Linked DNA regions of Homo sapiens: region 2 is linked to region 1. A link is a contact called in ENCODE Hi-C or POLR2A ChIA-PET data. All regions are on one chromosome and are shown on one strand. The core of a region is the stretch at or near the end of the contact, and the rest is flanking DNA. Distances in the headings are between cores, read along the strand shown. Region 1 overlaps ZNF670-ZNF695 (ZNF670-ZNF695 readthrough (NMD candidate)). Region 2 holds the start of ZNF695 (zinc finger protein 695).

Region 1 (5,201 bases), core at 1,992-4,491:
GCCTCAGCCTCCCAAAGTACTAGGATTACAGGCATGAGCCGCTGCACATGGCCAGTTTTGTCTGTTTGATTCACTGATGCCCAGCACCTAGATTAGTGGCTGGCACACAGTCACCTTTAGTAAACGTGTCATGAATAAATGAATGCAGAAGCAGTGGCAGGGGTGAGCTAGTTAGTGAAGGATGGCCACTTCCGGATGAGGGAATAGCATGGAAAAGCACTAAAGGCAGAAGGAGTGTGACATGATCGGAAATGGACATTAGATGAATATAGCTGGAATGAGGGGCATGGAGAAAGGTGGCAAGAGACAGGAGCCGGTTTGCCTGCTAAGGTGTTTGGACTTCAGCCTAAAGGCAGCGAGGAATCGTTGAAAGGTTTCAAGGCCGGGCATGGTGGCTCACACCTGTAATCCCAGCACTTTGGGAGGCCCAGATGGGCGGATCACAAGGTCAGGAGATCAAGACCATCCCGGTTATCTACTAAAAATACAAAAAAAAATTAGCCGGGCGTGGTGGCGGGTGCCTGTAGTCCCAACTACTCGGGAGGCTGAGGCAGGAGAATGGCGTGAACCTGGGAGGTGGAGCTTGCAGTGAGCTGAGATCGTGCCACTGTACTGCAGCCTGGGTGACAGAGCGAGACTCCGTCTCAAAAAAAAAAAAAAGAAAGGTTTCAAGCTGGCAGAAGGGGGTCAGAGAGGTGATGAAATCTGATGTTAGTAATTTAGAAAGATCACTCTTGCAGAAAACATCAGCTTAGAGGTGAAGAGGCCAGCCCCACGGAAGCCACTTGCTTCTCATTTTAGTAACTCTGATGATCAATGATGAGGACCTGAATTAAGTCAGTGGCCAGAGCCATTGAGAGGAAAGGGGATGGATTTGAGAGGTATTTAAGAAGTAAAATCTTTATGACGTGGTAAACAAATCGTCTGTGAGGTATGAGGCAGAGCAAGAGGCTAGGACGACCACCAGACTTCTTGCTTGGGTGGCTTGAGGGATGTGATGCCTTTCCCTGAACTCTGGTGTAAAGCAGTCGTGCTGCCTTGCTAGCCATATTCCTGTGACTGGGCCATGAGGGCCCAGTGCTGATGGGGCACAAAGCCCAAGCCATTCGTCAGTGTTCCCTACGTGTGCAAGCCCAGCTGGTGACAGGAAGTCTGACCTGAGCCCCACTAGTCAGCAGCCTCTCCTTCATTAGGAAAGACCAAGCCTAGCATATAAACATTGCTTTAATTTGTTAGCCAGGGCTTTGTGGCTTCCTGCCGCCTTGACTGCCCTATGAAGCAACCAGAGAAGGAAATTACACATGGATTTCCTTAAAGAGAAGTTCAGATTTCTCTAAGGTTATAAAGATACAGGCAGCAGTGATCGTCACCACCACCGTCTGCCATGACAACTCATATGTCTGCAAAGCACAGTGCCATTGAGGTGCCTCTCTATGCCTCTGCGTTCTTGAGATCTTTTCCCTTAACTGAATGATGAAGGGAGTGATGAAGAGGGCCCTTTGCTAAGCAGCCTGGTGAACACTGAAGTCAATGATCACAGGAGTCAGATCACCCTTACTACTAAGTTCAAGCTATCTGAACTCCCTTCCAGAATGGGAATGAGGCAGGCTGCAGGATGTGGAGCCCGAGGGCAGCACCCAAGAAAATAGTCTAAAGCATCTTTTGCCTATCTCAGGGACCAGTGGGTGACAATTGGGTCTGAAGCAAAATACTATAAGCAGAGGTAGCAAGAGGGAGTAGGTGAATTCAGTAGAGTGAATGGGAAGCATCCTGGAAAGATTCCCTGAGTGTCTTGGGAAGGAGAAGCAGAGCCTTCCTGTACGTATGAAGAGAGCTGTGAAAGCAACACTCTTAAACTCAAGCAGCTTATAGAACAATGGCCCTGCAGTTTATGGAATGGAGGTGGCAGGGAGTAGCAATAATGGGGCTTAGGATTTAAGAACAGGCACTGTGGGAGGCAGAAGATTTGCATTCATTCATTTTAAAAGACTTTATCGAGTATCTACGTGCACATGAAATAATAGGTAGCAATATAAGATTGTCACATGAACAAATAAACAGCTCATTATAGGCTGGTGCAGCTGGAGGTGGCTTTGAATGCATATATAACTTCTAATGAAGTGTTATGCCTAATTAGTGGAGTAACGTATATAATTTTTGAACTGATGATGCTAAAGATGAGAAGTTTGAGTTACATATGCATTATTTGATGTTAAGACTTATACCCCATGATTTTGAAATAGCTAAGTTTCTTGGTCATCAACTGACCCTACTATGAATTTCAATGAGTGAATCAAGTCAGGAAGCCCACCTTCATAGTGAACATGTTTTAAATGATAATTGAAATAGAAACATTTTTGAGCTCAAAAGACCTTCATAGATTCTTTACTTTTACAGCTCTCTCTACCATTCTTTGTGTTGTTTTTTGTTTTTTGTTTGTTTGTTTGAGACAGGGTCTCCACCCAGGCTGGAGTGCAGTGGCGTGATCTCAACCAGTCCAGGCTCAGGTGATCCTCCCACCTCAGACTCCCAAGTAGCTGGGACTGCAGGTGAGCACCACCATGCCCAGCTAATTTTTATATTTTTCTAGAGTTTTGCCATGTTGCCCAGGCTGCTCGCGAACTCCTGGGCTCAAGGGATCCACCGGCCTCAGCCTCCCAAAGTGCTGGGATTACAGGTGTGAGCCACCATGCCTGGCCTGTACCATTCTTTGAAGGATAGATAGCTATCTTGAACTATGGAGAAATGATCTGAATTTGTAGACAGAAATGAAGAAAAGAACTTGTCTTGCATGGCCAAGTAGGTCTTGTATAACCTTATCACTCTGAATGGAAACAAATGGTTCTCTGGGGCATATATATAGAGAGAGAACATAGGTAGTATTCTATACTGCTACACAATACCAACTGTTTTTACTTTTACATATATGACAAACAGCATTGGAGAAACTAGCAAACCACTCCAAAAGAAACCACACTCTATATAATATAAATTTTTCCCCAAACTGCAATCATATCAGCCTGCTTGAGTACAGCAAAATGCATCTAGGTTACTGGGAAATCTTAGGGTGGCAGTGTTGTTCACTCTAAATATATTAGTGTTCCAGATAAAACTGTGGTTCCCTTTTTGCTGATATGTTTACAATTTCTTTGAATAGAAAAGAGGAAGTATTACAATATGAGAAAGTTTCCTTAAATAATGACGTGGCAAAATGTGTGAAATCTGAGAGGAAAAGCAAGCAGTTAAATTATTCATGAAGCTTCTCAACTGGGTTTTTCAATGAGATTGGTTTGTTTCAAATAATACATTGTGAAATATGTAATCTAACATACTTAGAGGAAATGAAGTTCAGTGAAATTGACTGTTGCATGAAGATAGCAGCTTACCAAAATACATAACCATAGTTATGAAAACTCATACATTGCTACGGAACTAATGGATCAGAAACACTGGAGAGTTTTTGCTTCTGAGGAACAGTCCACTTTCACCGCCTATCTTCAGAACCGCCACGGAGAGGGAGAACTAAGAACATCTAGCTGTTAATTTCCTGCATCATTGGTGCAGAATGTGGCACATTGTAAGAAAAAGTGACAAGCTCAATAGTCTAGGTTCTAAAAATATGCCCATTTTGGGCCAGGCACGGTGGCTCACACCTGTAATCCCAGCACTTTGGGAGGCTGAGGCTGGTGGATCACGAGGTCAGGAGTTCGAGACCAGCCTGGCCAAGATAGTGAAACCCCCATCTCTACTAAAAATACAAAAATTAGCCGGGTATGGTGGCGCTCGCCTGTAGTCCCAGCTACTTGGGAGGCTGAGGCAGGAGAATTGCTTGAACCCAGGAGGTGGAGGTTGCAGTGAGCCGAGACTGTGCCACTGCACTCCAGCCTGGGCAACAGAGTGAGACTCTGTCTCAAAACAAAAACAAAAAAAATGCCCATTTTGGGTTCTAGAATAAGCAGATAATGTGTTTTCAACATTTAAATGCTTCTTTCAGAAAAGAGATTTTATATATATATATATATATATATATATATATATATATATATTTTTTTTTTTTTTTTTTTTTTTTTTTTTGAGACAGGGTCTCACTCTGTCATCCAGGCTGGAGTGAGTCCTGTGGTGAGATCATACCTCACTGCAGTTTCAAACTCCTGGGCTCAAGCAATCCTCCTGCCTCAGTCTCCCAAGTAGCTGGGACTACAGGTACATGCCCGGCTAATTTTTAAATTTTGTTGTAGAGACAGGGTCTTGCTATGTTGCCCAGGCTTGTCTGAAACTCCTGGCCTCAAGCAATCCCACCTTGGCCTCCCAAAGTGCTGGGATTACAGGTGTGAGCCAACGCACCTGGCCAAGACACAGTATCTGATTCGCTGACATCTGAGGAGAGTAAGGATAATTTACAGTATCTGATTCATTGACATCTGAGGAGATTAGTGATAATTTACAAGACACTTCTTCTTCCCCGTGAGTGGCACTCGCTTTCTTAAACCAATAGCAAACACACTTTTCACCTTAGAGGACTTCACTGTCCCCGCGTGTTACTATGGCTGCATAACAAATCACCCGAAAATGGGGTGGCTTAAAGTACAACAATCATGCGTTACATCGTGTATTATCTCGCACCGTTTCCATGGTTAGAAATTCACACCAGGCGTAGAATGGATGGCTGGTTTCTGACCCACATTGTCAGGGATATCAGCTGGAAGACTCAAAGGCTGGCGCCTGGACTCTGAGGGATCATTCACTCAGGATCATGACAGCAGCTGATGCTTGCTCATGGCTGGGGACTAGCTGAGGATGTCAGCCAGAATTCCTCACTAGACCTGTCTGTGGCCTGAGTCTCCTTACTATGTGATGGCTGAGTTCTAAGGGTAAGGATCCCAAGAGAGAAGGAAAAATAAATGGAGGTTTCTTCATTTTTATGACCTAGCCTTCAAAGTCACATATTTTGTGACTTTTTGCCAAACTTCAATACTGGGGCAATCATAAGACAAGTCCCGGCTGGGTGCAGTGGCTCACGCCTGTAATCCCAGCACTTTGGGAGGCCGAGGAGGGCAGATCACGAGGTCAGGAGATCAAGAACATCCTGGCTAACATGGTGAAACCCTGTCTCTACTAAAAATACAAAAAATTAGCCGGGCGTGGTGGTGTGCACCTGTAGTCCCAGGTACTCGGGAGGCTGAGGCAGGAGAATGGCGTGA
Region 2 (4,944 bases), core at 945-3,444, 48 kb before region 1:
AAAAAAAGGAACTAAAAAAATACAGCAGTGGGTGCAGAATGGGTTGAAGCATAGATGAAAGAAAAATGGCACAAGATGAGTAGTTCTTGAATCAGGGTGACGGGTCTATTATACTATTTCGTTTATTTTGTATATGGCTAAAATTTTCTGTAATAAAACGCTTGTATGAAAAGGCAAAAGTGATGTACAATGTTAGCTCTTAAGATCTTTAAATGAACCAGTTGTGGTGGTTGTGTGCCTGTAGTCCCAACTACTCAGTTGGCTGAGGTAGGAGGATCGCTAGAGCATCTTCAGCCTGGGTGAAAGGGTTAGACTCTGTCTCAAAAAAAGAAAAAAAAAATCGGCAGGGCACAGTGGCTCACGCCTGTAATCCCAGCACTTTGGGAGGCCAAGGCGGGTGCATCACCTGAGGTCAGGAGTTCGAGACCAGGCTGGCCTATATGGTAAAACCCTGTCTCTACTAAAAATACAAAAATTAGCCGGGTGTGGTGGCAGGCGCCTGTAATCCCAGCTACTCGGGAGGCTGAGGCAGCAGAATCGCTCGATTCCGGGAGGTGGAGGTTGCAGTGAGTCAAGATCGCGCCATTGCACTCCAGCCTGGGGGACAAGAGCGAGACTTCGTCTTAAAATAATAATAATAATAATAATAATAATAATAATAATAATAATCTTACTTACCACTGGGGAGGTAGATAAGGGAGGCAGATAGTAATTGTTGGGATATGAGTGATGCTGGTTCTATTTCTTGGTTATACAACTGTATTTGCTTTGTAATAACTCACAGAGCTTTACATGAATGCTTTGTATTTTTTTGTATGTGTGTTGTGTATCAAAAAAATTATTATATATTTTTACATAAATCCTAACTTAGAATCTCAGAATAACAGTAGTGTTTTATTTTGTTTGAAGTGAGACACACTCACCCATGATACCATCAAATGACTTTAAATATTCTGAGCTATTCATTCATGTTGTAACCTTGGGTGCTCCCCTAGGTCTTTTCAGTTTTACTCCAATTTGGAAAGTGGAATGGTTTCAATCTGGGGGGATGCAACTTTTTCCCAGCAAAGTCCTCTCCCCACAATGATGTTCACCAAGGCCAGGGCAGCTAGTACAGTGCCCTGTGCATAGCAGGGCAGTTGTAGAACTGGGCTGAATCAGAAACAAAATTAGTAGCAACCACTGGTTCAAGGTAAGAGATGCATTAACTGTGCATGAATTCCATATGTGTTGTGAGGGTTTGCCCCATGGCCAGTCCAGGGTTTAGGTCTTAGAAAATAGCTTTGCCCTGTTAAGAACCAAAGAATGACTTCAAGACATACTCAGCTGTTTGGCTAAATTTCTGCAGGAGGAAATGTCTTCACAGCCGATTTTTTTGTTTTGTTTTGTTTTTGTTTTTGAGATGGAGTTTTCCTCTTATTACCCAAGCTGGAGTGCAAAGGCATGATCTCGGCTCACTGTAACCTCCGCTTCCCAGGCTCACGCGAGTCTCCTGCCTCAGTCTCCTGAGTAGCTGGGATTACAGGCGACCACCACCACTCCTGGCTAATTTTTAAAAATACTTTTAGCAGAGACGGGGTTTCGCCATACTGGCCAGGCTGGTCTCAAACTCCTGGCCTCATGTGATCCTCCCTCCTCAGCCTCCCCAAGTGCTGGGATCACAGGCGTAAGCCACCACGACCCGCCAGATCCTAGAAAATTTTAAATGACACGCGTGGCTCACCTTTTATTTATATTGCATATTGCTGCCTGAGAGGATTGCCTCACTTTCCACAGCTCAGGCTGCCTGGTCAAAAGACCAGAGGCCCGGAAGGTTATGAAATCGGAAACTTTAAAATAATTATCATTCATTGTTTCTATTTGTGAAATATATATGTGTGTGTGTGTGTGTGTGTGTGTGTGTGTGTAAAACTTATGAATGGATATAATCTTATATACAAGGTTAAATGCCATTATCCCCCAGGCAGGTGGGTCCAGGTCGAAGTGCCGTGAGGAATGTCGCTTCAAAAGGGCTGCACCCAAAAACCTGTCACTCTTGTTTCATTCGGCCCAGTGTCTGATCGCACCTCCTGTCACTCAAGACCTGAGGGGGTGGGGCCTGGAGCCCCATCCAGTCAGCGGCGCTAGCGTGAGAACTGTCCAATCAGGCGTGCAGCCAGAGAGGAAGGGGCGGCCTTGGGGATCTGGCGGGGCCTTTGTCTCCTTGCGGCCGGCGGGGTGCTGGGTTCCCGTCTGCTGCCTCTCGGAGAGTCCCGGGTGACTGCCGCAGGCTCCATCGCCCTGTGGCCTGCAGGTATTGCGAGATTTATAGGGAGGACGCTGGGACCCCCAAAAGCTGGGAAATGGTGAGTGTGCGGAGCAGGGTGTCCCGAGAAGGGAGAGGGGGTGGTTGGAATCGGTTGGAATTGGCTGGAACCAGCGCTGGCGGCCCCGGGCCTCCCGGCGGTCGGCTCCGGAGTGTGCGGCCGAGTCCCGCTGGCGCAGCTCGGCCCTCAGTCCCGTCCCGCGCAGGTGGGGGCCGGGCCGGCAGCGGGATCCCGGCCGCTGGGTGACTGTCCGGTCTCTGCCTGGTGACTTCGGCACGGCCCAGAGCCCTCCCGGGGCAGCCCCGCGCCCGCAGCGCCGCGTCTTCCCTGGATTGTGCTGTGATGACGGAGGGGTTGTCGGGAGAGTCCCGACTCCCGTGAAAGGTTCCTGGGTGGGAGGAGCTGTGGTCTGTGGGTTCCTTTCTCCTCTTTTTTTTTTTTTTTTTTTTTGAGACGGAGTCTCGCCCTGTCGCCAGGCTGGAGTTCGGTGGCTCGATCTCGGCTCACCGCAACCTCTGCCTCCCAGGTTCAAGCGATTCTCCTGCCTCAGCCTCCCGAGTAGCTGGAATTACAGGCGCCCACCACCACGCCCAGCTAATTTTTGTATTTTTATTAGAAACGGAGATTTCACCATGTTGGTGTCGATCTCTTGACCTCGTGATCCGCCCGCCTCGGCCTCCCAAAGTGCTGGGATTACAGGCGTGAGCCACCGCGCCCGGTCTCCTTTCTCCTCTTAAAAAAATAAACTGAAGCACCTTTGAAATGTTAAGGAGTTTATTCCAGCAAACAGTGATTTATGAATCTGGAAGCCCCTAGCCCTGGTTTGGGGCTAAACTTGAAGGGAAGGTCTTCATAAGGTGCACGAGGAAGCAACCACGTTTAATAATTGATCGGTTGCCATTATGCAGTCACCTTATTTGGACTGTCCAGGATGAAATTTCCTGATTATGTAATAAGAGATTTATTAGCATTTAGTGGTTGGTTAAGCCTACGTTTTGTTTTTCTCCAAGTTTGCAATTTACAAGAAATTCATCTAAGTTAGCTAGGATTCCTTAGATAGAATCCCAGGACATCAAAGCCACTCAGTCTAATTGTCTGCCATTTAAGTATTCTAACACTCCACAGGGGAACTGGTTTTCCCAGCATTTTTCAAATGTATGGCAAGCAGGACCTCAAATCCAGGACTCTGTTCCCCCAGCCTAACTGTTTTAGGGCCTGAAGGAAATCTTGTTTCCAGTTTCTTTTCTACATTCCCAAATGCTAACTTTGTCTCTCCAAACACAACATTATCAACTATTTGTTCTTTTTATTTATTTATTTTTTTTGAGACGAAGTCTCACTCTGTTGCCCAATGGCAGGTAAGCTGAAGTGCAGTGGCACAATCTGGGCTCACTGCAACCTCCACCTCCCAGGTTCAAGCGATTCTCCTGCGTCAGCCTCCTGGTAGCTGGGAATACAGGCAGGCGCCACCATGCCCGGCTAATTTTTGTATTTTTAGTAGAGATGGGGTTTCATTATGTTGGCCAGGCTGCCCTCGAACTCCTGACCTCGTGATCCGCCCGCCTCAGCCTCCCAAAGTGCTGGGATTACAGGCATGAACCACCGCGCCCGGCTTATTTGTCCTTTATTTGCTTTTCAAACAGATGCAAGATTTTAACGGTTCTTTTTTGTTTTTTTCACAGTGCAATGAATGGGCTTTTTTTTTTTTTCTTTTTTTTTTGAGACAGAGTCTCGCTCTGTCGCCCAGGCTGGAGTGCAATGGTGCAATCTTGGCTCACAGCAACCTCTGCCTCCCGGGTTCAAGCGATACTCCTGTCTCAGCCTCCCGAGTAGCTGGGACCACAGGCGTGTGCCACTATGCCTGGCTAATTTTTGGTATTTTTTGTAGAGACAGGGTTTCACCCTGTTAGCCAGGATGATCTCGATCTCCTGACCTTGTGATCCTCCCGCCTCGGCCTCCCAAAGTGCTGGGATTACAGGCTTGAGCCACCGTGCCCAGCCATGAGTGGCTTTTTAAAAAATATTTTCTTTCTGTTCTGAACATTTCACATGAGAAGAAAGCAGAGAATAATCACTTGACACTCTGCTGTAAAATCTTTACTCAGCCAGTGTCCTGGATAGTTTCCTTGATGTTTTCTGTTCATAGTTTGAGGTCTTAGATTTACGTCTTTAATCCATTTTGATTTGATTTTTTGTATATGCCTAGAGACGGGGGCCAAGTTTTTTTGTTGTTGTTTTTTATCGTTTTTTTTGTTTGTTTGTTTTGTTTTGTTTTGTTTTGAGACAGTCTCACTCTGTCATCCCCTGGGCTCAGGCTATTCTCGTGCCTCAGCCTCCCGAGTAAACTGGGACCACAGGTGCAGGCCACCACAGCTAGCTAACTTTTGTATTTTAATAGAGACAGGGTTTCACTGTGTTGGCCAGGCTGGTCGGACTCCTTGGCCAGGCTGGTCTCGAACTCCTGGCCTCAAGTGACCCTGCTGCTTTGGCCTCCCACAGTGCTGAGATTACATGCATGAGCCACCACACCCGGCCAAGGGGTCAAGTTTTATTCTTCTGCATATGAATATCCATTTTTCCCAGCACAACTTATTGAGAGACTGTTGTTTCCCCCAAAGTATGTTCTTGGTGCCTCTGT

The links. Hi-C counts contacts between places; a loop is a spot of excess contacts on that map. ChIA-PET counts read pairs that join two places held with the same protein, here RNA polymerase II (POLR2A). Pooled maps may share reads with other maps.
Region 2: a loop to region 1 is called in a pooled map, with 4 times the contacts of the local background. The contact joins the promoter of ZNF695 here to the enhancer-like site in region 1. A Hi-C loop is called at or near these places in 2 of 50 pooled maps. POLR2A ChIA-PET finds 5 or more read pairs at or near these places in 2 of 52 experiments (AG04450 and OCI-LY7).

Annotation. Positions count from the first base shown.
Region 1 is chr1:246,958,156-246,963,356 of GRCh38, reverse strand. All of the region lies in intron 6 of ZNF670-ZNF695 (ZNF670-ZNF695 readthrough (NMD candidate)), which reads left to right. It also overlaps a transcript of ZNF695 not described here. Among named protein-coding and RNA genes, the nearest start is that of AHCTF1, 29 kb to the right of the region's middle. RefSeq lists enhancers at 775-824, 875-1,034. Within about 2 kb of position 3,241, at least 2 of the 41 ENCODE cell types and tissues checked have a DNase peak (open chromatin) inside an H3K27ac peak, as active enhancers do.
Region 2 is chr1:247,005,307-247,010,250 of GRCh38, reverse strand. ZNF695 (zinc finger protein 695) reads left to right here and starts at 2,194. Exons shown (of 4, transcript NM_020394.5): 1 at 2,194-2,345. The coding sequence starts at 2,343. All of the region lies in intron 1 of ZNF670-ZNF695 (ZNF670-ZNF695 readthrough (NMD candidate)), which reads left to right. RefSeq lists silencers at 1,942-2,001, 2,502-2,601.